4 separate regions of the Homo sapiens genome follow, and all the other regions are linked to region 1. Evidence: chromatin contacts called from ENCODE Hi-C or POLR2A ChIA-PET data. All regions are on one chromosome and are shown on one strand. Each heading gives the region's core, a stretch centred on a gene start or an enhancer-like site at or near the end of the contact. The rest is flanking DNA. Distances are from core to core; before and after follow the strand shown. Region 1 overlaps LDLRAD4 (low density lipoprotein receptor class A domain containing 4). Region 2 has its middle 39 kb from the start of LDLRAD4. Region 3 overlaps LDLRAD4 (low density lipoprotein receptor class A domain containing 4). Region 4 overlaps LDLRAD4 (low density lipoprotein receptor class A domain containing 4).

Region 1 (7,664 bases), core at 1,969-4,468:
CATCAGTGGGAGGCTGAGGCAGGGGTGGGCTGAGGGTGGGTTGGTGTGGGCCTGCAGGTGCCCCTTGACACCAACAGCCTGGGCACCGTGTACATGACTGATGGCAGCAGGAGGCAGACAGGCTCCTGGGCAAAAAGGGGCAGGTCCCTGCTGAAGCCCCACCTTCAAGCCAGGAATGGCCTAAAGCATGGGGGCCAAGCTGTCAGTTCTGAGTGGAGTCCACAGACCAGAGTAAGAACTTAGGATGCTTTTTCTGGGCCTGCCTGTGGCCGTCCATGGACCAATCAGCATGCACTTCCTCCCTTTTGAGCTCATTAAAAATCCTGGATTCAGTTTGACTTGAACAGACATCGGATCAACCTGCCTGTGGATAGGAGCTACTCACTGCAGGTCTCCTCTCCACTGACGGCTAGACACTTATTGGCATGACCTGCCTGAGGAAAGGAGCTACCCATTGACAGACAGACATTGGGATGACCTGTCTGGGGAAAGGAGCTACCCTCTATGGGTCTCCTCTCTGCTCTGAGCTGGACAGACGTCAGGATGACCTGCCTACAGAAAGGAGCTACCCATTGACAGACAGACATTGGGATGACCTGTCTGGGGAAAGGAGCTACCCACTGTGGGTCTCCTCTCTGATCTGAGCTGGACAGACAGACATCAGGATGACCTGCCTACAGAAAGGAGCTATCCAGTCTGGGTCTCCTGAGAGCTGTTCTGTTGCTCAATGAAGCTTCTCTCCAACTTCTCACCCACCAGTTGTCCATGTACCTCATTCTTCTTGGATGTGGGACAAGAACTTGTGACTGGCCGAATGGTGGGACTAAAAGAGCTGTAACATAAACAGGGCTGAAACATGCCCCTCCACTCACCACACTGTGGGGGACAAGAAGGAAAGAAGAGCTGTGACCCTTAGGGCAGCCCAGACCTAGGGTTCTCCTGGCCAGGGCTGTGACACCATCTTTGGGACTCTGCAGTTCCTGGTGTCTCCAAGCTTCCGGGTACCATCACATTCCCCTCATCCAGACGCAAGTGCCTGCAGTGGATGCTGCATGCAGTGTATCTGGTCCAGCTGCAGCCTTGCACAGAGCAAGCACCTGTGCCAGTACCTGGAGCTGCCTGCCCTGCTGCAGCAACCAGCGCACCTGGCTGTGCACAGTGGCTGGACCTTGCACTCACTTGCTCACACACCCCTCACCATTCTGTGCCTGGCTTGCCCTTGGCAGGTGTGGGATCTGGGCCAGTAACGTGAGCTGAGCGCAGCCTGCCAGGGGAAGTGGGCAGGATGAGCCCAGTGGGCATGAGCAATACTCAGGCAGAAGGCACCACCAGCCACAAAGGTTTCTGACTGGCGAAGTGACACCCTAAGGATCCTGTGACAATACTATTTCTGCATCAACTGAGATGATTGTGGGACAAGAACTTGGGACCTGCTGAATGAAGTTTGGGACCCCCAACTTCATTCTGTTAATGTAGTGTATGACACTGACTGAATTTCATGTATGGAACCATCCTTGCCTTCTGGGAATAAATCCCCCACTTGTTGATGATGTATAATCCTTTTACTTTTTTAAATTTAATTTTTATTTAGTATTATTATTATTTTTGAGACAGAGTCTCGCTCTGTCTTCCAGGCTGGAGTACAGTGGCACGATCTCAGGTCACTGCAACCTCCGCCTCCCGGGGTCAAGTGATTCTCCTGCCTCAGCCTCCCGAGTAGTTGGGATTGCAGGTGCGTGCCCCCATGCCTGGTTAATTTTCGTATTTTTAGTAGTGACAGGTTTCACCATGTTGGCCAGGCTGGTCTCGAACTCCTGACCTCAAGTAATCTGCCTCCCTTAGCCTCCCAAAGTGCTGGGATTACAGGTGTGAGTCACTGTGCGCAGCCAGTATAACCCTTTTAATATACTGCTGAATTTAGTTTGCTAGTATTTTGTTGAGGACTTTTGCATCAATATTTATAAGAAATATTAGTCTATGGTTATCTTTTTCTGCTGTGTCTTTGTCTGGCTTTGGTATCAGGAATGCTGGCCTCATCTCATAATGAGTTAGGAAGTGTTCCCACCTCTTGAAATTTCTAGAAGTTTAAGAAGGATTGATGTCAATTCTTTAAATGTTTGGTAGAATTCACCACTGAAGCCATGTGGTCCAGGTTGGAGATTTTAGACCATTGGTTCAATCTCCTTACTAGCTATAGATCTATTAAGATTTTCTATTTCTTCATGATTCAGTCTTGGTAGGCTGTTTCTAATATCTTTTCATTTCATCTAGGTTATCCAATTGGTTTGCATACAATTGTTCGTAGCACTATTTTATAATCCTTTTCATTTCTGTATTTATTGGATCATTTTTCTTCCAACCAGTACATCTCATATTATTAAAGGACAGTCGTCTGCAGCCATGACTTACTGAGGGTTCCCTTGTGCTGCACCATGGGCTGTCGCCTGCTGCCATGCGTCCACGTGTGCAAGGCCACACCACGCCCGAACCCTGCTGGGCTTATGCTCTCAGCTACACTCTCCTTTCCACACACACACAGAGGACCCCAGGAATGATCAGATGTGGGGACTGGAAACAACCAGGGAGAGCACTGAACACAGTGTTTTCCACCATGTGCTTTGCAGCCTCTTAGAGAGCTGGAAAATCCATTTAAGTGGGTCACAGCCAGCATTCCAAAAACTGAAACAGAACAGAAATGATCTGAGCACACTGTAAGTATTGTTTTGTAAAACCTCTGCCTTAATTGCATTATAGGAGGCTTTTGTGTTGTGATATAAAATGTATTTCTTACTGTTCTTCATGGCAAGATACAGATTGAAGGCCTCCGAATGAAGCCAGTTATCCCTCATTTTAGATGGGGGGAAACTGAGGACAGAGGGCATATTCCTCTCTAGGCACCTCGGTCAGTCTGCGGTAAAGCAAGACTACTGCTGGGTATTCTGATTCTACCCAAGGGCTAACCTCCCAGTGAATGAATGTATTTTATGGCCTCAAATAGTTGGAAATCTATTTTTCCCCTGTTCCACAGTGAGAATTTCAAAGAAGAGGTGAAATTGATCTTTGGATATTCAGCAACACCTTTGCCTTCTGATAAAATCAATTTTCCCTGTTTTCTCCCTTTTTTCATGCAGCCTCTCCACCATCCTGATATTTTATCACTACCGTCCTTTCCACTCTAGATGGCAGTCACAGCCTGGATGTGAGGCCAGTACCCCTGGCTGTCAGAGACTGCACCTCCCCCTTTCTTCCTCCTGGGGAATCCATCATCAGACTTCTCAGATTCAAGATCCCCCAACTCTGCTCAATCTAGGGCACGTCCCTTAAGAGAAAAGACAAATCATCTAGGAAGGTCTGCTGGAAGAAAAGGAAGGGAATCCTTTCTATTTCTGGGACAATGCAATGGGCTAGCGGGGAAAAGCAATATGAGGTGCCTCTCCCAGCTTGGTGCTGGGGTTAGTGAGCAATCGGACTTCAAGAGGAATCAGCCTGGGAATGAGAAAGTTCCAGGCAGCAGGAAAATGTGGAACCACACAAGATCCAGGCAGGCATCATCCTGATTTCAGCACCAGTTGCCTCGTCTCACATGTGAGAAGAAGTCAGAGCTCAGAGGGGATTTTCTGTGACCTTCACCCAAGGTCACAGAGCTGCTGGGGCTTTGCCAAGAGCCAGACCCCAGCCTGGTGAGCCTCCCCAACAGGGGCCACCCAGAGTTATGATCATTAAGATAATTTTTAATCTTCTTCTCTTTTTTTTTTTCAGAACAAACCACACCAACTTTCAAGGACTAAGCAAAAAATAAACCAACAGATTTTACTATTAGATTATTAATGCTAATACCTTATATATTTAAAAGATTACTATAAATTTGTTGATAAAAATGTTCATACATTTTATTTAAAATTATTATTTTAGCCACCATAGAAACCATGTTCAAATGAATTACTCTGGGAGTCTATAGATGCCCAGAACATTACTGCCTTTAGCATCAGTTTACATGATCAGAGGATGTTTTGTAATTGCAAAGGTAATACATGAATACATTCTTACCATAAAAGTTTTACTGCACAGATCAGTGTTCCTTTGTCCTTACTTCCTTCCCAGGCACAGCTGTCAGTTTGCTGTGGGTCCTTCCTGACCTTTCTCTACAGATCAGTTTGTAACTCGGACGTCAGTCTCACTAATTGAGTCGTGCTTGCCTTTGCACCAAAATTGTATCATTTGGTTTGATCACCCATATAATGAACAAGACTTAACTCTAAATGGATTTTGGCTGGTACCAAAAATCAAATCTATCCCCAAGAGCAAAACTATTTGCTCTTTGCAAAGGAAGATTTGCCATTGTGGAGAAGCTTTTAAAAAATTTCCCTTGATTAAAAAAACAAACAAACAAATAAAAACAACCCAGTCAGGTGCAGTGGCTCAGGCCTGTAATCCTAGCACTTTGGGAGGCTGAAGTGGGAAGATCGTTTGAGGCAAGGAGTTCAAGACCAGCCTGGGCAACACAGTGAGATCTTGTCTCTACAAAAAATTTAAAAATTAGCCAGGCATGGTTGCGCGTGCCTATAGTCACAGCTACGCAGGAGGCTGAGGCAGGGGGATCAGTTGAGCCTAAATGTTCGAGGCTGCAGTGAGTTATGATCATGCCACTATACTCCAGCCTGCGCAACAAAGTGAGATCTTGTCACTTAAAAATAACCCCAAAACCTGAAGGTAATTCCCAAACATTCTGAGCAGTGCCAACATCAGTAGAAGGACTATTTGAGACACTGTCACTTTAAAGATAAGCATTGACTCTTCCAAAGCTCTGCCCACTGTGGTTCAGGTGGGAATCTGCGTGCAGCTGGGGTCCAGCATCCTTATGCAGTTTCTGCCGGGCCGCTTGGCCTCCTGTTTCCCTTAATTGAAGGGAGATGTTCTCATTTTGAGGTGATGTGAAATTGTCTATCCTCTAATGCTTCAATTAGACATAGCAAAGGGCAAAACCTTTCAAATGACCACCTGGGCAGCCTGATAATTGGAAGTCCTTGCTCACTCAGACAGACATGCTGCGGCCAACCCGCCGGACCCTAAGCTCTTGGAAATGCAGTTTCCGTGAAATGCAGTAACGGAGAGCTGTCACTGGACAACCGACAAACACACACATCTGGTCTGTGGTGCAGCAGGGTCTGCCTTGCCTGCAGGGAAACGGTCCCCTGCGGTTCATCCCCACAATGATGCCAGAGGAAGCCTGTGGCTCTTTTCTTTAGTCTGGAGTGTCAGAGGCAGACCGAGTACAACTGCATCAGTAAGCCCTTTAGTCCACTCCTTCAAGCCTTACTGAAAATCATTCCTTTCCATCGTTTTCCACATGCTTTTCTAAACGTATGAGGTGGGCAGGAGTGAGAGCAGCAGGGCACAGCGAGCCAGCGCTCCAGCCGCAGTGGGAATGAACAGTGTGGCGCTGAAACCCCTGCTCCCTGTGCCCTCCGAGGGATCCCAGGACACTGCCTGTGGGTTTCTCAAACACCCCTGAGCCTGGGGCCCACCTCAGAGCCTCTATCTGCAGGGGAGGGTAGAGGGACACTGCCCAGGTAGAGAAAGGCACTCGTCACATATGGCACACCCAGAGGTCCCCTCACTGTGAGTTCTGAGCCCCAGCACAGCGGGCTCCTGGCTGTCAGACACCTGCCCAGGACCGTCTGCCCTCTGGCCACCGCTGCTCCCAAGGCCAGCAGAGAGGCTGCTGGTGCAGGGCCGAGCCTCAGAGAGCGGGGAGCCCATGGCCACCTCTGTCCCTCTGGCTATAAGCTTTAGTCACAGAGGAGGGCCTTGCCTGGGGAGATGACTGGACAGCAGTGGCCACGAGTGACCATGTCAGGCTGGGCACAGGACACGCACAGCACTGTTGACCCAGACACGTGTCTCAACTCCTAACCAGGCAGGAACAGTATTTACTTCCACAAGGACCTTCTCACCCATTTTTCTGGGAACCAGTGGCCCTCTCAGTCTATCTTGGTCTTCAGCCTTGCAATAGAAGCCTGAGTGCAGAAGAAAATTTTCTCTGAAAAACAACCCCCACGTGCAAACCCACAGATGGCAATGCTGCTGCCCGGCACTGAAGGGTCCCCAGCGAGAGACAGGTGACAGCCCGGGCAGCACAGGCCCACTCCATGGCAGCCACCTCACAGCCCCAGCCTCAGGGTGTGGCCCCATAGGCTGCTTTTTCAAGAGAAGATGGAAACTCCAATTTTCATGTGAAATCTCACAATTTTTATTTTTTATTTTTTTATTTTTGAGATGGCGTCTCCCTCTGTCGGCCAGGCTGGAGTGCAATGGCGTGATCTCAGCTCACTGCAACCTCTGCCTCCAGATTCTCTTGCTTCAGCCTCCCAAGTAGCTGGGATTACAGGCACGTGCCACCACACCTGGCTAACTTTTGTATTTTTGAGTAGAGACAAGGTTTCACCATGTTGGCTGGGCTGGTCTCAAACTCCTGACCTCAAGTGATCTGCCCACCTCGGCCTCCCAAAGTGCTGAGATTATAGGCGTGAGCCACCGCACCCAGCCCCAATTTTTAAAAGCTAGATCAACTTAGGTTCGAACACCCTGTGGGGCAAACCAGGTACACAGCCATGCTCTAGGCTAACTCTGTGGCTTCTGCAGAGAGGGACTTGTGGGGAGAGCTCACCCCATGTCAGGGCACTGTGGATCTGAGGAGCATGAGTTTCTGCATCAAGAGGGCTGACAGCCACCAAGTGCTTGTCCTCCTCCGCAACAGCCAGGGCCCCTCCCAGTGTCAACCCCAGGGAGCTGGAGGAGCCCAGCTGTGCTGGGTGGGGCCTGGCTGCTCCTCCTGGCTATGAAGAATGGGCACCTGGATTTTCACAATCGATTTAATCCCTGTAGGAGTTGATAATGAAGAGATGTGTGATGTGATTCCTTTTGTTAATTTTTTAAATTGAAATTGCTGTTTCTATAGGTCAAAATGGCTGAATGTTAACAATTTCATATGCTTCAATCTGGGTAAAGGTCCCTGTCCCTCTCCTGCCTCTCCCTCCATCCGCTGATGGCCAGACCCTTCTGCCTGCATGCCATCCCCTACCCCTGGGCTGTCCACACAGGCCAGGCTGGACCCTCTGGGCCAGGCTGCTGGCAGTCAGAAAAGGTCACCTGGGCTCCCTCAGCTCCAGCAAGAAATGTTCCAGCAACTTGTTCAAATAGCTCTCCGGGCTGTGTCTAGAATATTCATGCCCCTTTACTGCTTTCCCATTACTGAATGGTCTAAGATAATGAAAAGAAATCTAGACAGTCTCAATGCTCAGAAGTCACACAAACCAGGCTCCAAAGAAACCAAGCTCAGGCTACCTCAGCAAGAATGCACAAGGATGCAGATCCGGACCCGCCGCTGCTATCTGCTATGATGTAAGCATTTGCTTTGTCTGTGATGTAATTCACACCTGAGTTGCTAGTTTTCATTTTCATCCAGAAATCACTACTTCCACCACATTCAGGCCCAGTAACATCCATTCCTTGGGCCCCCCTGGGACACACAGTGTCTACCGCATGGCGACAAAGGTTGACTGGCTTTGGGACACCCATCACGTTCATGCAGCATGCACTGTCCCAGGCCAAGGGACATGGGAGGAAGGTGCCAGTGTCAGGAGGATGCTGGTAGAGGGGAGGAG
Region 2 (7,664 bases), core at 2,632-5,131, 450 kb after region 1:
CTCTCAAAATCATCACGGTTTGATGTGAAACTGGTAAGCTCTGAGCGGGGTTGGGAGTGCATCAATGCGTTATCTGGCTGTGGTAGCAGATGAGTTATGCAAAATATTTCCGCTGGGGAAAGTGGGTGAGGGCATATGGAATTCTGTTTGTGTTAATTCTTGCAACAGTGTGCAAATCTACAATTATCTCAAAATTAAAAGTTTTTAAAAAATTATCCTGGTTAAAAAAATATATTACATGGTCACCCTAATTTCAACAGCATCCTGTCTGACTCCTCTAATTTTCATCTGTCTTTCCTATTCCTTTTACACAGCAACTAATGTCATGTGCGCCTACCTCTATTCATTTTTATTTTTTACCATCTGCTTCCCCAATAAAGGATGACAACAGAAGTTGTATTTGTCTCTCTTTTTTTGAGACCGAGTCTCTCACTCTGTCGCCCAGGCTGGAGTGAAGTGGCACAATCTCAGCTCACTGCAACCTCCGCCTCCCAGGTTCAAGCCATTCTCCTGCCTCAGGCTCCCGAGTAGCTGGGATTACAGGCACCCACCACCACGTGTGGCTAATTTTTGTATTTTTAGTAGAGATGGGGTTTCGCCATGTTGACCAGGCTGGTCTCGAACTCCTGATCTCAGGTAATCCACTCGCCTCGGCCTCCCAAAGTGCTGGGATTACAGGCCTGAGCCACTGTGCCCGGCCGTATTTGTCTCTTTATTTCAAGCACCTACACGCATGTGGTCTCTGTTCTATGATCACAACAAGGGCAGAGAGGCAATCTCCTCGTCCCCAGCTCACTCCCTGCCCCAGAAGCTGCCAGTGGTTTCCTGTGTCCCCCTCTAGGCTCAGATGGGAAATCAAGGAGCTCCCATCTGTGGAACACCTTTAAAGATCAAATATATTATAGGTGGAAATATAAAGTCCTAATCGTAAGCATACATTAATGGAAAATAACAAATTATTCTACTAAAAGTGAACTCCTAATTTCAACTCCATTTCATTTGCAGCTGGCTCATTTGTTTTATTACTTTCTGGTAGACAGTGACAGACAAGCAACAGCTCCCACCAAAGCCGTAAGAAAGACACCTGAGAAAGGGGGATCATCCCCTTCGAGGGTGGGGCCTCGGCTGTTTGCTTCTAGTGGAGGCGGGTCCAGGGGAGCAGCCGCAGGAGCTGCGGGGTCAGCACACCAGTGGCATATCAGCCCCACCACACACGTGACCGTAGCCCTCGTGGTCTTTGCTTTTGGGCAGCTGAACTCCAAATGCTCGCTGTGTTCTCACCCCCGGCTGTGGGGGCTACAACAAGGAATAGCCACTCTGGAAGCCAGCCTGGCTATTTCTTAAGAAGTTCTGATAGACTCACCTTATGACCCCGCCACTCCACCCCCAGGTATTTACCCAGGAGAAAGGAAACATACAGCAGCCACACCTTATCTCTGTTTCTGCACTTTCAGTTACCCACAGTCACCTGTGGTCTGAAAATGTTACATGGAAAATTCCAGAAATAAACAATTCATGTCTTAAATTCCATGTCATTCTGAGTACCGTCGCTCAGCTTGCCCTGTCCCGCTCGGTCCCAGGTGGGGTGTGAATCCTTCCTTTCTCCAGCATGTCCGTACCGTCATCGCCACCTAGGAGCCGTCTCGGGATGAGATCGACTTGTGTCACGGTACCACAGTGCTTGTGCTCAAGTCACCCTTGTCTTACTTCAGAATGGCCCCAGAGTGCAAGAGTAGTAGTGCTGGCAATTCGGATACGCCAAAGAGAAGCCATCAGTTGCTTCCTTCAAATGAAAAGGTGAACGTTTTTGACTTAATAAGGAAAGAAAAAAATCACACACTGAGCTCTACAGTAAGAACAAAGCGTCTGTGTGTGAAATTGTGAAGAAGAAAAAAGAAATTCATGCTAGTTTTGCTATTGCTCCTCAAACTGCAAAAGTTACAGCCACAGTGTATAGTGCGTGCTTGGCTAAGATGGAAAAAGCATTAAGTTTGTGGATGGAAGTCCTCAGTGGAGACATGTCCCAATGGCCGGCAGTCAGCTTTAGTACTACTGGAGGTTTCAGCCACCCACTGTGGGGGGCATCTTGGAAGGCATCCCCCATGGATAAGAGGGGACGACTGCTTATCCATTTAGACTTGTACACAATTGTTCATAGCAGCTATATTTGTAAGAGTCCCAAACTGTAGACAACCAAATCAATAGATGAATAGAGAAATTGTGGTATAATCAATACAGTGGAATACTACTTGGTCATCAGAAAGAACGATTTATTGACATGCATATTGTGTATGGCCCAGAAGAATTTCAAAACAACACCACGGAATTTTAAAAGCCAGACAAAAAAGAAATATGCCGTATGTTTTCATTTATATAAAAATGCCAACTAATCTCTAATGAGAGAAAACAGACCACCAGTTGTTTGGGGACAGGGTGGGGGGCAGGGAGATGCTGGAGATTAGGACTGGGCAGGAGGGAACTCTGGGGGATGGATGTTGTAAATGAAAAAGTATCTGAAACAGGTCTCAATCAATTTACAAGTTTATTTTGCCAAGGTTAAGGACCTGCCTGGCAGAAGAAAAGACAGAATCCCAGAAGCAGTCCGTGGTCTGTGCCTTTTTCCAAAGACGATTTTGAGGCTTTAATATTTAAAGGGGAAAAGTGGGCTGGAGGGGAAAGAGGAGGGGTATGGTAATCCATATGTTGCAAGAGAAAAGGAGCAGGTAGGGCAATAGTCAAGTATGTACTGGTCTCCTGCTAAGTAAACCAGCACTTTACATAAAAGAAGGTGAACATAGAGTAGCTCCCTGCAGAGACGTTTAACCTGTTATCTGTAGCTATCTGCTTAGGAATAAAAGGAAAGGCAGCTTCTTCAATGACTCAGCTTTCAGCTTGGTATTTTTCCTTTTGGCAGAGTGAATTGGGGGCCCTTTTGCAACATGTTGATTGTCTTGATTATGGTGATGGTTTCACAGGGTTACACCTGTGCCCAAGCTTAGGCAGTTGTACTCTTTAAATTGGGGCAGTTTGGCCGGGCGCGGTGGCTCACGCTTGTAATCCCAGCACTTTGGGAGGCTGAGGCGGGTGGATCATGAGGTCAGGAGTTCGAGACCAGCCTGGCCAACACAGTGAAACCCCATCTGTACTAAAAATATAAAAATTAGCTGGGCGTGGTGGCAGGTGTCTGTAATCCCAGCTACTTGGGAGGCTGAGGCAGGAGAATCACTTGAACCCAGGAGAAAGAGGTGGCAGTGAACTGAGATCATGCCACTGCACTCCAGCCTGGGTGACGGAGCTAGACTCCATCTCAAAAAAAAAAAAAAATTGGTGCAGTTTATTATATGTCAATTACACCATAAGAAAGCTAGGGTTTTTTCGGTTTGTTTTTTTAATCACCAGATCTGCCCCTTACTGGCTAAATGGGAAGATGTTGGACAAGCTCCTGAACCTCACTAAGCTTTCTCACACAGAAATGGCAGCATCTATCACTAGGGCCACTAAATGGGTTGGGGCACAGAGGGCTTCGCAGAGCAGCCATGGAGACTCATTGGTGTGATCGGTCATTAGCACCTCTTTTGTAAAGAACAGCTTTAACGAGCTATAATTCACATGCCACACAATTCACGCATTTAAAGCATGTAATTTGATTGTTTTTACTGTGTCACAGAGCTGTGCAACCAGCACCACACTCAGTTTCAGAATATGTCATCTCACCCCAAAAAGAAATCCTGTGCCCTTTACCTACCTCCCCTACTCACCACCCTCCCCAACCCCCACCCTAGGCAACCTCGAATTTACTCTCTCTGGATTCGTCTATTGCAGACATTTCACAGAAGTGGGGTCATATAACATGCGGACTTTGGCTTATTGACTCAAGCACAAGGCTCTCAAGGTCCGTCTGTGTGGCAGCACGTGGCAGCCCTTCATTCCTGCCTGTGGCTGAATATGCCACAATATGGATGCACTGCATTTTGTTTATCCATTCATCAGCTGATGGACATTTGGGTTGTTCTACTTTTTGGCTATCATGGATAATGCTGCTGTGAACATTCGAGTATGAGTTTTTATGTGGACATATGTTTTCAGTTCTCCAGGAAAGAAATTGCTGGGTCATATGGTAACTCCACCTTTAACTTTCGGAGGAGCTGCTAGACTGTTTTCCAAATCAGCTGCACCATTTTACATTCCCATCAGCAGTGTACGAGGGTTCTAATTTCTCCACATCCTCACCAACACTGGTTATTATCTGGCTTTTTTTTTTATTATTACAGCCATCCTGGTGGATATGAATTAGAAACTCACTGTGACTTGGCTTTAATCAGTCTTTCCTCTGTATTCCTGCAAGAGTGATCTGGTAGTAATGGCCATGAGTAATTGTGGTTTGTGTTCGTTATCTTGATTGTGGTGATGGTTTCACTGGTGTATACAAATGTCAGAACTCATCAAATTGCATACCTTACATGTGTGCAGTTAATTGTACACTTGGCCCTTGAACAATGTAGGGGGTAGGGACGCCAACCTCCCACGTGGTCGAAAATCTGAGTATAACTTTTGAGTCCTCCAGAATGTAACTACTCATAGCTGACTGTTACCAAGGAGACTTACCTGTAACATAAACAGTCAATGAACATTCTGTATGTCATATAGATTATATAGTGTATTATCACAATAAAGTGAGCTAGAGAAAAGATGTTATTCAAAAATCATAAGGAAGAGAAAATATATTTACTATTCACTAAATGAAAGTGGACCATCATAAAGGTCTTCATCCTCTTCATCTTCACATTGAGTGGGCTGAGGAGGAGAAGGAGGAAGAGGAGGGGGTTGGTCTTGCTGTCTCAGAGGTGGCAGAGGCCAATGAAAATCCACATGTCAGTTGGACCTGGCAGTTCAAACCTGTGTTGTGCAAAGGTTGACTGTATATCAATTACATCTTAATGAAGCTGTCAAACAAACAGATAACTACTCCCCCCTGCTGCAGAAAAGCAATAATGACCACATGCCAGGGGGCTGGAATAATTACATTTCTTTTTTCCAAAAAGTCTCTGGACTATTTTTGTCTGAGAGCCCTTTTTCCTATATGTCTTAATACTGTAAAGTGTCTCAGAACATTTTTTGGAAATAGGCCTGATAAGAGAACCGAATGGAAGATGTGCCTCTGAGGGGGTGAGGGCCTGCTGGGACCCCAGAGGGTGCGAGGTGCCGGGCAGGGCACGCAGGCTCTCCGTAGCCCTCTCACCGTGGGCCACCCACCCTGAGCCCCTGGAACAGGCCTCAGGCTAAGTTCTTTCTGTTCAATCAACCCTATGGTTGCCGGGACAGACAACAGATAATCTCAACCTGGAAACAAACTTCTGCCCATAACATTCACAAACCATTGGAAGCTTTAGTCATATTTATATGTCCTATATGGCTTGATCAATAGTCTCATATACTGAAGGCACTGACAAATGCAATTAACAATGAAAGCTGAAGAATTACAATGTGATAATAATGTCAGTATTATTTATGTATTCCATCAGGGAGATAATTATGAAACTCTAAACAAAGGAGAACATAGAAAATAGCTCATGTAGACTCAATTCTCTTTGTCCCACTTCAAATTAAATTCATTTAGGAAGAAACTTTTTAAAATATGATAAAATTGAACATATCATCTGGGTGCAGTGGCTCATGCCTATAATCCCAGCACTTTGGAAGGCTCAATCACTTGAGCCCAGGAGTTTGAGACCAGCCTGGGCAATATAGGGAGACCCCGTCTCTACAAAATATAAAAGAATTAGCCAGGCATGGAGTGGCATGCCTGTGGTCCTACCTATTCTAGAGGCTGAGGTGGGAGGATTGCTTGAGCCTGGGAGGTGGAGGCTGCAGTGAACAGAGATTGTGCCACTGCACTCCAGCCTAGGCGACAGAGCTAGACTGTCAAAATATAATAATAATAACATTTTAAACATCATATTCTTTACAAGAAATTTAGAACTACATGAGAACATGCAACCACAAAAACAAAATGGCCTGCTCTTTAATGGTGGTACAGATTGAGTTTGTCCGTCAACACAAAAGGTGAAAGCTGCATGCATGACAGACAACCTATGCAGCAATGAAGACGCGAGCCCCGCAGATCTGCTAGAAATAGCAACATATGGATGTCTGCTGTTGAGAAAATATAACCACACAGTAAATACTAAACACATGTATTAAATATGTATGTGACGCCTTTACATTAATTAAAGGTATAAGACGTGTACATGATTTTTTAAAGCCACTATAAATATGGCCTAGTCGAAAAAAAATCTATACATTTTGCTAAGTGATCCATTCCCTAGTGTGGAGACTGCTGCTGAGCTCACAGCATAGAGAAACGCATGTCCCAGGCACTGCCCGTAGGTGAGAATCTGTGAAGCATGCCTGTGCCCACCTCACACAGCCTAGCAGTCGCTGGCCCCTTCCTCATGCTCCTCGTGGAATCCTGAAATGGTTTCTCAGGCTGGTCATTTGTTTTCCAAGTCCTGCCTCATGTATCGCTGAACTATAGTAACACTTTCAGTTTCACAATTACACCTTTAAATCCACTCGCAGTGTTCAGGCGTCACACACACAATAGGCTCCGTGTTCGCCGGAGTGAGGATTGTGCCTTCGTGGGTCACACCACCAACACCGAGCAGAGACATGCTCCCACCTTAGCATAGAGATGCGTGCCACCCAAACATGCCTGCTAAAGCCCAAACCATTGACTAATTTTCTCGGAGCCCTTGTATTTTGATGAAATATAGTTTACACATCTAATATAGATGTAGAAACTGTCTTTCAACATCTGTGCTTAGGACAAAATGCCATCTCCTGGGGCCTAGGAGCCCTGTCAGGGCCTTAGTCCAAATCCTAGCATCTTCACCCAGCAACCCCAGCAGGTCACTCAGACTCCTGTGGCCTCTGTTTCCTCACAGTCGAATGCACAGAGTTAGAGAATAACAGGGTGGTTCCCAGGGCCGGGGAGGAAATGGGAGATGTACACCAAGGGAGACAAAGCAGATAAGGAGGAGGCCAGTCCAGAGAGCTAATGAGCAGCATTAGCTGGAGAAATAAGACCACACCATATTGGGAATTTTTGCTGAAAGAGTAGATTTTAGGTGTTCTTGCCATACAAAAAATGGGTAACTACGTAAGGTGACGGATATGTTAATTTGTTTGACTATAGTAACCATTTCACTATGTGTATATATACTCAATTTCTGCAAATAACCAGTTTCTCCCAGCATAGTTAATTTCAGAATAAATAACATCACCACATCATGATATGCTGCTAGGCCATGTTGATATTGTCAAAAAGTTTACAAAAAAGGATTTTCTTTAAAAAAAGAAAGACTTCATTCTAGTGAGCAGTTCGCAAACTGGAGAAACACAGCCTTTGGTACAAAACATCGGTGTGCTCCAAGAAAACAAAGAGAAGCATTGTCTTGTAGAGACGGTTTCCACCCAGGTTCCCACTCTGGTCTGCTTATGCAAATGAGGGATGCACACTTGCTTAGTTTTGATTGGCCAATGCTTGTTTAGTCATGATTAGTCAACATAGGTACTGTCTGTGGGTTAAGGTCCAGGAGGTGACATGGGATTTCCTGGCAGCTGTTGATTCAGGTGGCGTGAACAGGAGCAGAGAGCTATGAAAG
Region 3 (7,664 bases), core at 2,763-5,262, 400 kb after region 1:
GGGTACAGAAAGGAGTTTAACATGTTTTTCTAGGCCAGACGTGGTGGCTCACGCCTGTAATCCTAGCACTTTGGGAGGCCAAGGAGGGCGGATCACCTGAGGGCGGATCACCTGAGTTTGAGACTAGCCTGACCAACATGGAGAAACCCTAACTCTGCTAAAAATAGAAACTTAGCCTGGGGTGGTGGTGCATGCCTGTAATCCCAGCTACTCAGGAGGCTGAGGCAGGAGAATCGCTTGAACCCGGGAGGCAGACGTTGCAGTGTGCCGAGATCGCACTACTGCACTCCAGCCTGGGCAACAAGAGCAAAACTCTGTCTCAAAAAAAAAAAAAAAAAAAGTTTTTCTATTGTTAGATCAAAGCAAAATGATGGTTCCAGGGGGAAAAGATGGAACAGTGCTTCTCTGTGTAACTGTTTCCACATCTAACGAGAAACTGCTCTGCACAGAACTGCCCAGCCCAGCTCGGGAGCGACGGGTGCCAGATGGAACCACTCTCTGTAGAGAGTAAACCTTGCTATCCCCATAGCAACTCCACCGCGCTTCCAAAATGCTTAAAAAGACACACATCAAATTGTTTTCCACAATTTTTCAGAAAGTGACTTTTTATTCCACACCCTTAGCAAATCTAGTTAACTGGGAATTTTCTCATTATAAAAACAGGAACACATGATCATTGTAGAAAATATGGAAAAGATGAAAAGACAGAATTTTTTAAACCATCCTTAGCACTATATGCCAAGACCTCTATTTTTAATGTCCTGGTGTATTTCCTTCCAGTCTGTTCTCCGGGTGGAGGTTCAAACAGATTCCTAACGGAGGCAAGGATCAGCACCCAGCCTGCAAGAAAAGCAACCCACCCCAGGGCTGGATGTGCACTTCCCCCAGGGGCAGGACTGCAGATGTGTCCTCAGACTGGGAGGGAAATAAAGTCGACTCATCCAACCAAAGCCGATCGCATATGCAACATGGCTAGTGGTCTATTACACAGGCTAAAAGCCATCAATAGGAATGAATTTGCTAGGAGTCCTCACCACTATTTAGAATGTGGGGGGTTTTTCAGTTTTTTCTCCTTCTTCCGCACTTGGTTTTCACAATCCTTGTGGATTTTAAATCCAAGGCAACAAAACTAATACCAGAATAAAAGCACAGTCAGATGCCTGGAGGGTGAGTCAGACTTCCAGGTAGCTGTCGAACATTTAGTCTTCTTTGAAAAGATGGAAAAAAGATTCACAGACCATAATTTTCTCTACTTTGAACTTTTCCTGATCCCAAGAACAGAGGAAAACAGCTTAGGAGAATCAAGGTTATGATAGAGACATCTCGTCTAAAGAGAAAGCATCTACATATGATGAATTTAATAAACTTTAATAATCTGATGATTTTTTTTTTTTTTGAGATGGAGTTTTGCTCTTGTTGCCCAGGCTGGAGTGCAATGGCGCAATCTCAGCTCACTGCAACCTCTACCTCCCGGGTTTAAACAATTCTCCTGCCTCAGCCTCCCAAGTAGCTGGGAATACAGGCACACGCCACCACGCCTGGCTAATTTTTTGTATTTTTAGTAGAGACAGGGTTTCTCCATGTTGGTCAGGCTGGTCTCGAACTCCCAACCTCAGGTGATCCACTCACCTTGGCCTCCCAAAGTGCTAGGATTACAGGCATAAGCCACCGTGCCAACCTAATCTGATGATTTTTTTACAGCTTGATAAATTGGTTTCTAAGCAAATAAATAACTAATTTATCCAAAATGTATTTAGCCAGCAAGTTAAATTTGGGAGGAGAGAATGGAAGGGCAAAAGTTGGTCTGAAAAACAATTGCTTCTCCTGGTTTCTGGTAGGTAGTTTACTTAGAGGAAAACAGTAAAATAAGAATGTAATGTAGGTGAGCAGCAGTCCATGGGGTGGGGCGGGGCTCATGGAAGGTGCTCAGCCTCCCCGGCTCATCTCTCTCACTGCTGCTCATACTTCAGCCTTTCTGCAGGACTTTCTGTTTGCACTGAGGCCTGTCCCAACCCACGGAGGCTCAGGTGAGATGGCCTCACACCCACACCTGGTGCCCACCCAGAAGTTGGCAGAAGGGAGGAGTCCAGAGCCCCATCCAGGCCTACGAGTCTGTGGACCTGCCCACCATCCTCCCCTGGCCTGCTCACAGGTGCCTGCTCACAGTCCATCTGTTTATTCAACAAACAGTCCTGGCAGCCCGATGCTGGGCCAGGACAGGGACAAGAAGACGATTGTCTGCCCTCCTGGAGCTCACAATGACCAGGCCCCGTGCAGGAGACACATGGGCCAGGGAAGGCCTCCTAGGGCAAAGCCAGGCGACTAATGTGCGCACCCAGGGAGAGTTCTGGGTAGGGCAACCACAGAGGCCTGTGCGGCGAGGGGGTACGTGGGTGAGGAGCCTCAGCAGGAGGGAGGCCCGAGGGGCACAGGGCATGCCATCAGGGATTACAAGGGTCACTGGCTGCTGCATCCAGACCAGACCATCGCGGGTGGGGAGGACAGCACCCGGTCAGAGGCCCCGCAGAAACCCAGGGAGAGAGGACACACGAGCACTGCTGGTGGTGACAGTGAAAAGTGATCATATTGGGACGAACGCTGGAGGCAGAACAAATAGGTTTCAAACATGCACTGGGCCATGGGAAAAGGTGACGAAAGAAGTGTCTGAGATGTGTGGCCTGAACCACGGGCAGACAAGGATGCTGGTGACTGGAATGGGACAGTGAGGGAGTGACAGGGCTGGGGGGCTGAGGGGCAGGGAGGAGCAGCTGGGGGAGTAAGAGTTCAGTTTTAGACATGCTGGCTTGGAGGTGCCTATGAGTAGAGATGCCCGGTAGGCAGGTAGGTGTAGGAGCCTAGGGTTTGGAGTTCTGGGCCGAGGTCCTCTATGGAAATACATAATCAGTCTCAACAGTTGCGACAAAACTCTGCCTCTAAGCTCTCCAGCTGTGAGTATAAGGTTCTAGGCTCAGAAACCTCTCTCCACTGACAGCTAAGGGAGAGACCCCGTTCCTCTGGGCTCTGAAGCTGGCCACACCTTACCAGCAGGCTGCATCACCCAGGGAGGGAAGGGGAACAAATACTCAAAGACATCTTTGCTTAGAGAAGGTTTCCATAAAACAGCACCAGAGACAGTGACAAACAGGTCACAGGAGCACCAGAGACAGCGACAAACAGGTCACAGGATGGAGAATATTTCCAATAAGAGGGTGCCGGCTTCCTTGGCCCACTTCCAAACACAGCTGTCCCGCCTCTTACTGGGCTCTGAGCAGTGGGCCCCTCTGCCAACCTTGCCAACCCAAGAGCAAGCCAGAGGGTCCCTTGATGTCTTGCCACCTCTTAACAGTCAACAAGCCAATGCATTTGCTACATCACAGCAGCACTACATCATCCAGTAGCAGAGAACGTATCTGAACGGCATGGCATTTGCCTTCTTAGCGGCCAGTGACCCGTGTCCAAGCAGACCCAAGAGCACTTCGCCCGCTCACGTCCTTCAGGACAGGCGCCTGCAAAGAGGTGGCGCCACTGGTGGCAAGCTCCATCCCTAACGCACTGTGTGTGGCGACAAGCAGATCCTCTGCCATCGTCTAGAGTCCTCATTGATCACACAACTCATGACCAGGGGAGATCAGAAAGCGCCTCACCTGCCACCTAATCATTTTAACAATGAGCTGAAGCCTTGGTCATGAGGACGCTGGCTCCTGTTCCCTTCAGGGAACCAGGAGGACCACACCAGGGAGAGCCAGCAGACGTGGCAGCCTTCTCTCCCTGCTGCCAGCTTCGGGTCCGGAGCTGAGTTCGGACGAGCATCACAGCTGGCACGCGCCTCTCCCACACGCAGCTTCCAGGGAGCATGGCTGGAGGTGGCGCTTCCTGGGCTGCGGAGGAGAGAGCAGGAAGCTGCGAAGCCAGTGTGAACGGCGCACACGGCTTCCACTTGGAACGCAAGCAGGGGATCAGGGGACTTGGCAGCCACAGCGGAAGAGTCAGAGCTGCAGACAACAGTGAATAGCTGAGCTGGGGAAGGGATGCGGCAGCACGAGGTGACATAGAGGCTTGTGGAGCACAGCACGGGGCAGCAGCAGCCCCCGGACAAGGCCACGCAGGGAAGGAAGGCGATTTACACGGAGGCTTGTGGAGCACAGCACGGGGCAGCAGCAGCCCCCGGACAAGGCCACGCGGGGAAGGAAGGTGATTTTGTTGAAAGGGGAGAAACAGAACTGAAGTCAACTTGCATCCACAGCCGAACAAACTGTACCAGGACAGAAGCTCAAACCATGCCAGGCAAAAAGGGGCACAGGCCACAGACAGAGGCGGGAGGCGAGTGGGACAGGAGAGGGGCCACACTGGCAGATCCACCTCACTGCTGGCACCAGGCCAAGTCTCTGCACTGCTCAGGACCTGGGACATACTCCTAAGTCCCACAAGAGCGCCCAGAAGACGCTCCTCTAACAGGGAGGAGATGAGAGCAGGCCCCTGCGGTGGCCCCAGCCTGCACCGTACTCGCGCCACACTCCATCCTGCATGGCCCACCAGGAGAGAGCTTCACGGGGTGCCCCCTCAGTCCCCTTGATGTAACTATGTGTATCTTCGAATTCAGTTTTTAGTGCTATACCCTTGACCTCCCAAAATGACATCGACTAGGTGGGTGCCTGCCCAGCCACCAAGCTGCCATCCCTGGGACCAATGACCTTCAGAAAACAGCCTGCCATGTGGTTTGGACAACCATTGGGCATCACATTCCAATTAGGTTTCACACATTAAAATAACATAAACTCTGGCCTGAATTCCTCATTCAGCTAATAGCCACATTAGAGAAGAAGAAACAAATCCATTAATTATACTTCTATGTACATTTCATTGATTATTTGTTCCTTAAAGCCAAGGAACATGAAATTAGATGTTGTCTGTGAAAAGCTTTAAATAGTTACACGTTTTGCAAATAGAAGGCATTATTATTCCCATGCGAAAGTGATAAACCTGGCTTCCTGTCGTGAACTGAATGCAGTATGAAATGTAAGCGTTTTGTGAAATGTAAACAAATATCAACTATTAAAGCACTGTGGTCGAGACAGAGCTCCCCACTGCAAACAATTCGATATGAAATCAAGGTAGGTGTTCTAATGGGCTTGTTTTTCTTTACCATTCGTGGCTGGTTGATTTGGTTTTCGACAAAGATGGGAGGAAACGCTCCACACCAGAACCAGACTCACGCGATCTCGGGCAGGCCGCAATCAGGAGGAATGGTGACCCAAAGGGCAAGGGCCACCCGACATGCTCACCAAGAGCAGCGCCCCGTGCCCAGGTTCACTCCCGCTCCCAAAAGCCTCTGGCCTGTCTGCGTGCACCCACCTTTCACACGAGCCATGTGTCCACTGCCATTTCTTCTCAAGCAAAACCGGTCCAGACCCCTCTTGCCCTTCTCCCTCCCGCTTCCTCCCATACCACCTGCCTTTTGCCTCACCCATAGACATCTATACGCCTCTGAACTCGAAGACGATGCTGCCCGTGGCGCGCATTCCATGCAGGCAGGGAAAGAACCTTCACTCATCCCTGCAGCCCCGCAGCACCCTGGACATCAGGAATGAGCTTCACCAGATTACAAGTCTCCATTCTTATAAATGCATGTGGGCCCTAAAAGGGTCCCCCTGCGCCGAGCATGAATAAATAATCTCACCCTCCTAAGGAAGATTTCTCCACACAAATAAAGCAGTCCTATCAACATTTCTGATCACCAAACTGGTGTATTCAATCCCTCCCCGACCTGTGTCAGGATTCGCCCTGGAGGGTTCAGATAGCATGGACCAGAAAGAGGAGCCTAGGAGAGTCAGGGCGGCAAAGGAGCAAGATATGGTCTGTGGATTTTGAGTTCACAACAACTGAAAGCTACAAAAGTAATTTAGAGTTTGAGTTTGAAATTTCAGGCACTGTAAGCAGTAGCATCTACCCATGACACTCGCAGACACCCTCCCACCTCTTCCCCCACCTGCAGCCATGCATGGCCCGCCCTGCCCTCCCCCTGTCTTAACATATGTTCCCACTGCCCGCCTGTGGGCCCCCAATTTTCTGAAGCATATACTCCTACAAGCAAAAATGTCTAAGCACACAGGTCATGTATATTTATTTATAAATTATAAATTATATACATATACTATGGTAATAGTACATTGTACACATAATATACAAAGTTTGAAAAATGGAGTAAAAATAAGTATATGCGTTCTAATATTTTCTCGCTGCAACCCACTAGATTACTCTTTCCCTGTTTGTTCACCTTAAAAAAAAATCTGTTCTTTTGCTAAGTCTCAGCCCGAGGTCTATGTCTCAGTCCAGCCGTGCTGCTGTAACGAAATACCTTCAATGGGGTCATTTAGAAACAGCAAAAATGTGTTGCTCCTAGTTCTGGTGGATGGGACGTCCAAGATCAAGGTGCCGGCAGATCTGGTGTGTGGTGAGGGCCCATTCTTCATAGATGGCACCTTCTGTGAGTCCTCGAGTGGTGGAAGGGGTGAACAAGCTCCTCCGGCCTCTGTTATAAAGGCACTAATCCCACACATGAGGGAGAAGCCTCGTGACCTAATCCCCTCCTAGAAGCCCCATCGCTCAATACTATCAATACTATCACAGTGGAGTTATGTTTCAATTGAGGAGTTTCTGGGACACACAAACATTCACACAACAGCATTTGGCCTCCTCCATGAAGTCTCCCTTGATTGACCAAAGTACATTGAGCCCTCAGGAAGCCAGGAGACAGCAGGTCTACTCACATCTTCCTCTGTCTCCCTGGTATGGTTGTTAGCCCTGTGTGGCAACCGTGGGCACACCTGTCTTCCACCAGTTTGGCGACAAAGCCATGTCTTTATCTATGCCTAGTGCGTGGACGTCCTGAGTGCTCCATAAAAATGCACACAGGAGGAAAGAGTAGAAGGAGAGGGAAGGGAGGGAGCGAAGGAAGCGTCAGAGCCACCACCTCTGGGCCTGGGGGCCTCACTCTCCTCCACATCTAAAGCCTTTCTTGAAAAACTGCTTAGTTCAAGACGTGATTGTAAAACCACTCTCACTTGCTAATTGCTTCCACCACACATATTCTATCTTCTCCTTGGTCTCTATGTCTCCAAAAGGCGGGAACTGGGTCTCTGACTGTGCCAGTGCAGGGCAGATGTCTCACGAGTACACACTTGGCTCACGAGCTGCCTTTTACTGAGCACTCGCTGTGGTAGCTGGCCTGTCCCACCTGATCTGCATACATATGATCTTATCTAATCCTCTCAAAAACCTACAAGGTGGGCAAACAGCTATTTCAGAGGTGAACTGAGACCTAGAGAGTCAGTGACCTTCCCCAGGTTGCACAGCCTTCAAGGGGCCCGGCAGCACAGGGGCCCAGGAGGGACAGCTAGAAGGATAACTGAGCAACTGCCCATGGCAAGCCCTCAGGAGGCCTTTACCCGAATCGTCCCAAGGACACCACGGATGATGCAGTCACCCCGTGGCAGCTGACACACAGGCTGGCGCTGCAGCCTGGACGCTGCCTCCTCGGTGGGTCCAATGGGGACAGCTTCCTCCATGCAGATGGCAGAACAGAAGCCATTCCCTCAGACACATAAATGTGCCCCAGCTATAAAACTCCAACATACAATGTTACAGCAACCAAAGGATGAGGATTC
Region 4 (7,664 bases), core at 2,442-4,941, 310 kb after region 1:
CGTGGCACCTCACTTGAGTCACGGCCCTGTCAAATAAGGACCTGACTTGGAAGCAAGAAAAGAGCAAAGAATGTGAACACATTTGCTATTTCCAGCTCAGGACGCAAAAACTATCCTCATTCCTTTTCCCACATCCAGCCCTCTCCTAATTACCAGTCCTGCCATTTTCACAGCACGAGAGCTCACTTTCAGGAACTGAGGATAAAAAGGGGCATCCCTGGTGAAAGCAAATGCGTGACATGCTGCAGCCAGGCGCAGTGGCGGCGCCCATAGCTCCAGCTACTTGGGAGGCCAAGGCACAAAGCAAGATCCTGTGTCTACAAAAAGAAATGTATGCAGAAAAGTGAAATGGATAAAGACCTATCTTTTAAAAGGCAAATTTCTAAAAAACAAAAGCTTTTTCTGTGGAGTGAGAAGGACGTGGTTTTCTTTCTACTACTCCTCTTCCCACCTGCTTCTCCCTGAGCAAGCTTCATAAAAGTAGAAATCCAGAGAGATGCTGCTACCAATTTTGTAACTATTTGTGAAGAAAAAGAAAATTGAGTCAAAGCGTTTGTGTGACACAAATTTACATTATCCATCTGTAAGGGGTACAGCCGAGTACAAAAAAGTGAGAAATATGGCCTGGTGCAGTGGCTCACGCCTGTAATGCCAGCAATTTGGGAGGCCGAGACAGGTGGATCACCTGAGGACAGGAGTTAGAGACCAGCCTGGCCAACATGGTAAAATCCCGTCTCCATCAAAAAAAAAAAAAAAAAAAATTAGCCATGTATGGTGGTGTATACCTGTAGTCCCAGCTACTGGGGAGGCTGAGGTGGGAGAATTTTTTGAACTCGGGAGGCAGAGGTTGCAGTGAGCTGAGATCGCGCCACTGCACTCCAGCCTGGGTGACAGAGCGATACTCCGTCTCAAAAAAATAAGAAAAAGAAAAGAAACATGGATGACAGGCGAGGTGTAGTGGCTCACGCCACTTTGGGAGGCACTTTGGGAGGCTGAGGCAGGTGGATCACCTGAGGTCAGGAGTTTTAGACCAGCCTGGCCAATATGGCAAAATCCCATCTCTACTAAAAATACAAAAATTAGCTGGGCGTCGTGGTACACTCCTGTAGTCTCATCTACTGGGGAGGCTGAGTTGGGAGAATCACTTGAACCCGGGAGGTGGAGGTTGCAGTGAGCCAAGATTGCGCCACTGCGCTCCAGCCTGGGAGACAGAGCAAGACTCTGTCTCAAAACCAAAAAAAAAAAAAAAAAAAAAGTGAGAAAAGTGACTGGCTTAAATAAATAATAGAAATAAAGAAGTGAGAGCCATTTTAAAAATCAGCTGTGAAGTAAAAGTCCTTACATAAAAAAATTAAGAAGGGATAATGTAGACAATTTTTCACAAAGAAGTAATTTTCAAATTATGTTAAGTGTGTCGCAATACAACATAGACTCTGATGAGATCACCACTAGATTTTTTTTCTTAGGATAAAGTTTTCTATGCTGTGAATTAATATTTTCTGTGTTTCAATAAAAAGAACAAGCATTGCTAGTTTTTTGTAAAAAAAAAATTCTAAATATAATTATTCTGGCTTTCAATTGCTTTCTGCACAAATAAAGATTTTTAAGTCTGTGTGTTTATTCTTTTTATTCTTTTTCTTTTCTTTTTTTTTTTTTTTTTTTTTTTTTTTTTTTTTTTTTTTTTGAGACGGAGTCTCGCTGTTGTTGCCTGGGCTGGAGTGCAATGGCGCGATCTCGGCTCACTGCAACCTCTGCCTCCCTGGTTCCAGCAATTGTCCTGCCTCAGCCTCCCGAGCAGCTGAAATTACAGGCACACATCACCACACAACGGCTAATTTTTGCATTTTTAGTAGAGATGGGGTTTCACCATGTTGGCCAGGTCAAACTCCTGATCTCAGGTGATCCACCCGCCTCGACCTCCCAAAGTGCTGGGATTACAGGCGTGAGTCACCACGCCCAGCCTTGTGTGTTTATTCTTAATACCTTATTTTTGGAAGAAGAATCTCCATTCTAATTATCCAAACCTGATAGCTGTAAAATTGAATGGGAAAGACTAGAAACAAGAGGACACAAAGAAAATAATTCAGAGCTGTAAACAACCACTTAAAATTTGAGGGAGATGAATGAGTCCCGAAGAGAATTAAATAGCCACAAAAAGCCAAATAAACTATGGTTTTAAAACATCACACGGCGATAGGCCCAGAGATAGGCTTTGGAAACGTTTGCAGCTACATCTGAAATCACAGACTCATAATGTTCAGGAGGAACCTGGCCGGGCAGCCAAACCGCGCATAGGCCTCTGGGGGAGATGCAGGGCTGAGTGTGCAGACGGCGGGTAGGGGCAGGAGACCGGCCTGTCTGCAGCAGGCAGCCTGTCTGCTGGGCCAGAGAAGACCCAGGGAGCCAGTCTCTCGGAGTCCTGCAGCATGCTCGGGCCGAAGTTAACCACCTCTGCTTGCTGCCTTCATCAACACAAGAGGGCGGGGGAGCTGCAAAACCAAGTATCTCCAACTACGCTCTCCACACTGAACTCACTAGGGCTCACTGAAACAGTGCATTCATGCCTGGCCTCCAATTTACTTTTCCCCACCTGCAGACACAGGCGTGGCTTGTTATGTCCAGTCACGGAGAGGAGCCACCTTCTGGAGGGTCCCACTGGGAGGGAATGACAACAATCCTGTTAGGCTTTGAACTCCTGAATTAAACTTGAACACGGTCTACCAGATGCCATGGGCATTTGTGACACTCAGGGAACAATGAGGTCAACACGTCACACGTTACTCAAACGTAGAGTTGCCCCATTGCTCCCCGGCTCCACCCTGCCATTGCACCTGGCAGCGGGATTCCCACAGCCTGTGCTGAGCCTCACTGTTGGGGACTGCAGTGACCTTCCTCACCGTCACAGGACAGAAGATGCTTCTAAAACTACAAGTGTCCAGAAAGCAACTTGGGCCACCTTCTTACAGGCTGAGCTCTCTGTTACTGGAAGAATTCAAACAAAGTCAGGATTACCCTCTATCAGAGGGGATTCACTCTTCCATAAGGAATTATGCCAAGCAGTTTGAGAGCACTGGTCACTGCAGTCCCAGGGGGAGAGCAGCAGGCTCAGACAGGGTTAAAAGTAGTCTCTTCCCTCAATTAAAGGATGACTTTTCAATGTGTTCATTCATAAGGCTCCTTCCTAGATGAGAGGCAGCGGAAACGTAAAAATAAAGAAAAGGCAACAGATTACGTCAACACAGGACTTCACAGTGTCAGTCACCTAATACGACTAATGCAATCTTGAAAGCAGGATTCGCCAAGTCAGAGATGCAGCTAAAAGACTTGCGAATGATTCTTTTCCCTCAGAGGCGCAGCATTCTCTCTTGTAAACAGAAACGATGTATAAAACTACAGAAGATCTTATGATCAGATATGCAATAAAATATGTTATCTCATCCTAAAGTTGAAATCTCAGGATGGAGTCAACTATGATTCCTGCAACAATGCAGACAACACTGTTTTCAACTCAAAACATAATTTTTTATACTCTGTGAATAGGCCACACATAGTTTTTTGGTTTTGGTTTTTCATCCTTTCTTCCCTTGGGTATATCAGTCAAGGAATCATTTATTATAAAAATTATAATAGAAATGAGACATAGTGGCCTCAAGTAATGTCTCATGACCTGAGCTTTAAATCGTAAGTCTCAGAGCTATGAGGCAACTGTTCCCGGAAATATTGACCTCAAAGGTCATCTCATGCGGGGTTTCCAAAATTCAGCCCCTGGAATGCCCTTTTCATGGTTTTTGCCATAAATATAGACGATCTGTACTGTTTATTTCCTTATCATTTTTTGATAGACCTAATCACTCTTTTGGCTGAAAATAAGTTTATTTAAAAGGAGAACTGCTATTACTACCATAAATAGAAAGCCAGTATCCCTGGTCGTAAGTTACAGGCAAATCTAAAACACGCACACACAAAAATGAGAGAGTCATCTAGTGATAACTTTTAGAGAGAGACAAACTGAACTTAACAAGTGTTCCAAATGCTTAATGAATTTGTCTTTGCTGCAGGGAGAGGGTACAAGTCCTGCCTCCACCCACCTCTAGAACTCCAACTTTTCTGATGTATCCAAGACCAAGGATTGGTGTGGTGTCTGTAAACAAAATGCTGTCAAACAAAAGGAAACTCAGGAGCGAGCTGGCTCACGCACAGCAGCTGCACGACCTGGGCCAGCTGCCCCGCCACTGCGCACCTCTGTTACTCGCCCGTGAACTGGGACGAATCATACCCGCCGTGGCCACTTCAGAGGGGTGTTGTTCATTACGACAATCGATTCGTGTTTCTGCACCATAAAGTCCACATGAGCAAAAGGTGCCATGACAGAGAGGAGCAGCAGCTAAGTTAATCAATACTATGAAGTATTTAATAGGTATAAAGGGCTTCATGAGAAATAAGAGCTGCAGCAGCATTTAAAAACAGTGAATGACCTCACCCACTAAATGGCTTGATGTGTTCCAGACGTAGCAGGCCCTGAGTTCACCAACAGTTACTGTGAGTGCTGAGCTCCCCATCCATTCTTAAGCTCTCCTCATTTAAAGCCAGAAAGCTGCGCAACAAAGGAAGGGGACAGCGAGTCACTAGGGAAGGGGACTGCGGTCCGTGGTGGAGAGGGAGCATGACTCAGTGTAAAGTAAGAGGGCTTTTCTAACGTGGACAGGAACAGCACTGCCCACACACACCCACCAGACAGGAGCTCCATCACCCAGGGTCCTGCCTAGGTCTGTGGCCCAGGCAGCACCACAGTGACACAGACAGACACCAGACAGACACTGGCAGAGGCCACCTCCCGTCCACTGGCTTTGAAATCCCCGGAATGCCTAGCGGCACATTAAGAGCAGCATCAAGCTTTCCATTTGTCATCCAGTGCCATTTTAAACTCAGAAGGAGAAAAACACAAGAAATTTTAGTCTTATGGATGGGCATTTATTCTATTTTATGAGGTCACACTTAAGATTCACTATGAATCCCAGCATTTTGGGAGGCTAAGGCAGGTAAATCTCCTGAGGTCAGGAATTCGAGACCAGCCTGACCAGTATGGTAAAACCCCGTCTCTACTAAAAATACAAAAATTAGCCGGGTGTGGTGGCATGCACCTGTAGTCCCAGCTACTCAGGAGGCTGAGGCACGAGAATCGCTTGAACTCGGGAGGCGGAGGTTGCAGTGAACTGAGATCATGCCACCGCACTCCAGCCTGGGCGACAGAGGGAGACTCTGTCTCAAAAAAAAAAAAGATTTCACTATGAATTAAAGCTCCATCCCCAGAAATCAGCGATGGCCACAGGCAGCAGGGGAAGGAGGCAGTGGTGCGCAGGGAAAGCCGGAAGCTCCAGGTGAGCGGTCCTGCCTTGAAGGGACCCCTGCGCTGAACCCTCCCAGTGCTGACAACACTCAGGGAACAGTGACTTCACAAGGACAGGAAGCGAGGGACCGGACGAGTGGCAGATGTATACTCAACCACACGGTAATGCAGAAAATTCTATTCCAGATGACACAGAGAGACAAATATTTAACATAATGTGAAATTCAACTGTGTACACTGATAAAGATTAAAAGAAGACATAGATTCCTCTAGTAGAAACAGTTGGTGTCATATGATAAAAAATTTTTTCTTAAATGGCTTTTATTTTTATTATAGGAGTAACAAACGTTCATTGGAGAAAATACAAAAATAGAAATAAACAGAGAAGATAAAATCACCCATAATCCCACCACTCAGACAGAAACATTACTTATATTTTGGGTTATTCTTCCAGACTTTTCTCTATATGAATATAAACATACACATTTTTAACTGAAGTGGGATCACAGTGCACATACTGTCTTGTGACGTGCTTTCTTTAACTCAGCCTGCCTTGAATGTTGCCAGGTTCAACAGATACACTTCAACAATACTGTAAGGTCTTCCCAGTGGCACCCACGGAAAATAGACAGGTGTACCATTGTTCTACCAATCCTAATTGTTCAATTTATTAAAAAGATAAAGGATAACCAATTTCAAATATTAATTTTTTAAGTGATGAATGCCTTCTAGTGAAGAAATCTTATCTGTAAGTCCATCAAAATGAATTGAGACAAAAATGAAATACTCTTTCAGTAAAAAAATCATCTGAATAGCTGAGCAGGTCAGGATCTTCCATCCAAATTGCTTTGGGGATGTGTACCTTAGGCTTCGGGCTAAAGAAACTGGGAGTCTCTACAGGTTGAAGCTATCCCTGAGAGCTTAGGATACGTGTAGGGGCAATTTAAGAAATATCTTTTTTGTGGCTATAGACCCTGCCTTTACAGTAAACTATCATCCTTGGGAATTCACCTGTTACCACTGTGAGAAGCTGCTATCTTTGGCAATGCCCGATGCTTTGATGTCTGCTTCACCTGACATTGGTGCACCAGCTTCCTTATGGCTAGTGTGTGCACCGGGCATCCTTCTCCCTCCTTTCACTATCGTGCCTTCTGGATTCCTTCATCTAAGCACGTCTATCGTAAGCAGCAATTTTTTAAATATTCAGTTTGACAATCTCGGTATTAACTGGCATATTTAGTTCAGTTGCATTTTATGTAATTATGAAGTGTTTGAGTGAAAACTGACCATGTTGCTATCTGTTTTCTATTTATCCCATCTGTTTGGTTTGTACATCTCTCCCTTCTTACTTTCTTTTGGATTCACTGAGTACTTCTTATCGGTTCAGTTTTCCCTCCTCTGTCACCACATGCATCATGCATTATTAGTATTTTAGTGGTTACTTTGGAGATTGTAACATGTGTCCTAACTCACTAGTTCCCAAGAGAAATTAGTTCTCCAACAGCTTCCCTAACAACAGCAGCACCCACCCTCCACGTCCACCCTCAAGGCTGTTACCATCATGTGTTTTAATTCTGCCTGCACATCACACCCCACAAGGCACTGCTGTGACTTGCTGGTGACAGGTAGTCGCTGTCCACTCAGAACCACCCGTGGCTTTGCTGTTTACGTGGCTCTGCATTCCCTCCTACATTCCCATGCTTCCATCAGGACCCTTTATCCTTCCGCCTGAAGAATTTCCCTAATAATTTCTTCTACTATAGTTCTTCTGGTGACAAGTTCTGTCTGATTCCGTTTGTCTGAAAATGCCCTTTGGTGGCCTTCATTTTTGAATAGAATTCTAGGAAAAGAGTTACTTTCTCCACTTTAAAGACTGTCATTTCATCGTCATCTGATTTCTATGATCTCTGTGGAAAAGTCAGCTGTCAGCCGTAGAGCTGTCCTTTCACTCAGATGCACCTCCAGCTCCATCTACATTTCCACATTGCCTTGTGTTCTAGTTTTGCAGTGACATGTCAGGTGTGGTTCTCTGTGTATTTGCCATGTTTGGAGTTTGTAAAGTTTCTTGAATTTATGGCTTCATGTCTGACAGAGTTTGGGATACTTCTCAGCCAGTATCACTTCAAATCCTGCTGGCACCCCCATCTCTCTCCTCTCACCGTCCCTCACCTTTGCACGCTGGGCCTTTTCTCCACATCTCCGTGGCTCTCATGCTCTTTCCTCTATTTTTTCATTCTTTTCTTCTCTATGCCTCACTCTGGATATTTTCTGTCAATCTACAGTGCAGAGTTCACTCTCCTATGTGCAATCTGCTATC

What was found. A loop is a pair of places that touch in the nucleus more often than their neighbours do. ChIA-PET counts read pairs that join two places held with the same protein, here RNA polymerase II (POLR2A). Pooled maps may share reads with other maps.
Region 2: a pooled map shows a loop between it and region 1 (3-fold over the local background). The contact joins two enhancer-like sites. A Hi-C loop is called at or near these places in 1 of 168 maps with a recorded cell type or tissue (PC-9) and 5 of 50 pooled maps. POLR2A ChIA-PET finds 5 or more read pairs at or near these places in 1 of 52 experiments (activated T-cell).
Region 3: a loop to region 1 is called in a map of head of caudate nucleus, with 4 times the contacts of the local background. The contact joins two enhancer-like sites. A Hi-C loop is called at or near these places in 7 of 168 maps with a recorded cell type or tissue (PC-3, dorsolateral prefrontal cortex, gastrocnemius medialis and 4 more) and 6 of 50 pooled maps.
Region 4: a map of CD8-positive, alpha-beta T cell shows a loop between it and region 1 (1.9-fold over the local background). The contact joins two enhancer-like sites. A Hi-C loop is called at or near these places in 1 of 168 maps with a recorded cell type or tissue (CD8-positive, alpha-beta T cell) and 3 of 50 pooled maps. POLR2A ChIA-PET finds 5 or more read pairs at or near these places in 1 of 52 experiments (PC-9).

What each region holds. Positions count from the first base shown.
Region 1 is chr18:13,625,870-13,633,533 of GRCh38, reverse strand. The region is part of intron 5 of LDLRAD4 (low density lipoprotein receptor class A domain containing 4); the gene reads right to left. Among named protein-coding and RNA genes, the nearest start is that of MIR4526, 19 kb to the right of the region's middle. RefSeq lists an enhancer at 6,919-7,419. Within about 2 kb of position 3,218, at least 5 of the 41 ENCODE cell types and tissues checked have a DNase peak (open chromatin) inside an H3K27ac peak, as active enhancers do; they include dorsolateral prefrontal cortex and heart right ventricle, where a contact is called at or near this core.
Region 2 is chr18:13,175,953-13,183,616 of GRCh38, reverse strand. No RefSeq gene overlaps it. Among named protein-coding and RNA genes, the nearest start is that of LDLRAD4, 39 kb to the left of the region's middle. RefSeq lists an enhancer at 2,523-3,157. Within about 2 kb of position 3,881, at least 2 of the 41 ENCODE cell types and tissues checked have a DNase peak (open chromatin) inside an H3K27ac peak, as active enhancers do.
Region 3 is chr18:13,228,984-13,236,647 of GRCh38, reverse strand. The region is part of intron 1 of LDLRAD4 (low density lipoprotein receptor class A domain containing 4); the gene reads right to left. Among named protein-coding and RNA genes, the nearest start is that of C18orf15, 6.7 kb to the left of the region's middle. Within about 2 kb of position 4,012, at least 5 of the 41 ENCODE cell types and tissues checked have a DNase peak (open chromatin) inside an H3K27ac peak, as active enhancers do; they include dorsolateral prefrontal cortex and heart right ventricle, where a contact is called at or near this core.
Region 4 is chr18:13,315,882-13,323,545 of GRCh38, reverse strand. The region is part of intron 2 of LDLRAD4 (low density lipoprotein receptor class A domain containing 4); the gene reads right to left. Among named protein-coding and RNA genes, the nearest start is that of C18orf15, 80 kb to the right of the region's middle. RefSeq lists enhancers at 2,267-2,766, 4,233-4,734. Within about 2 kb of position 3,691, at least 2 of the 41 ENCODE cell types and tissues checked have a DNase peak (open chromatin) inside an H3K27ac peak, as active enhancers do.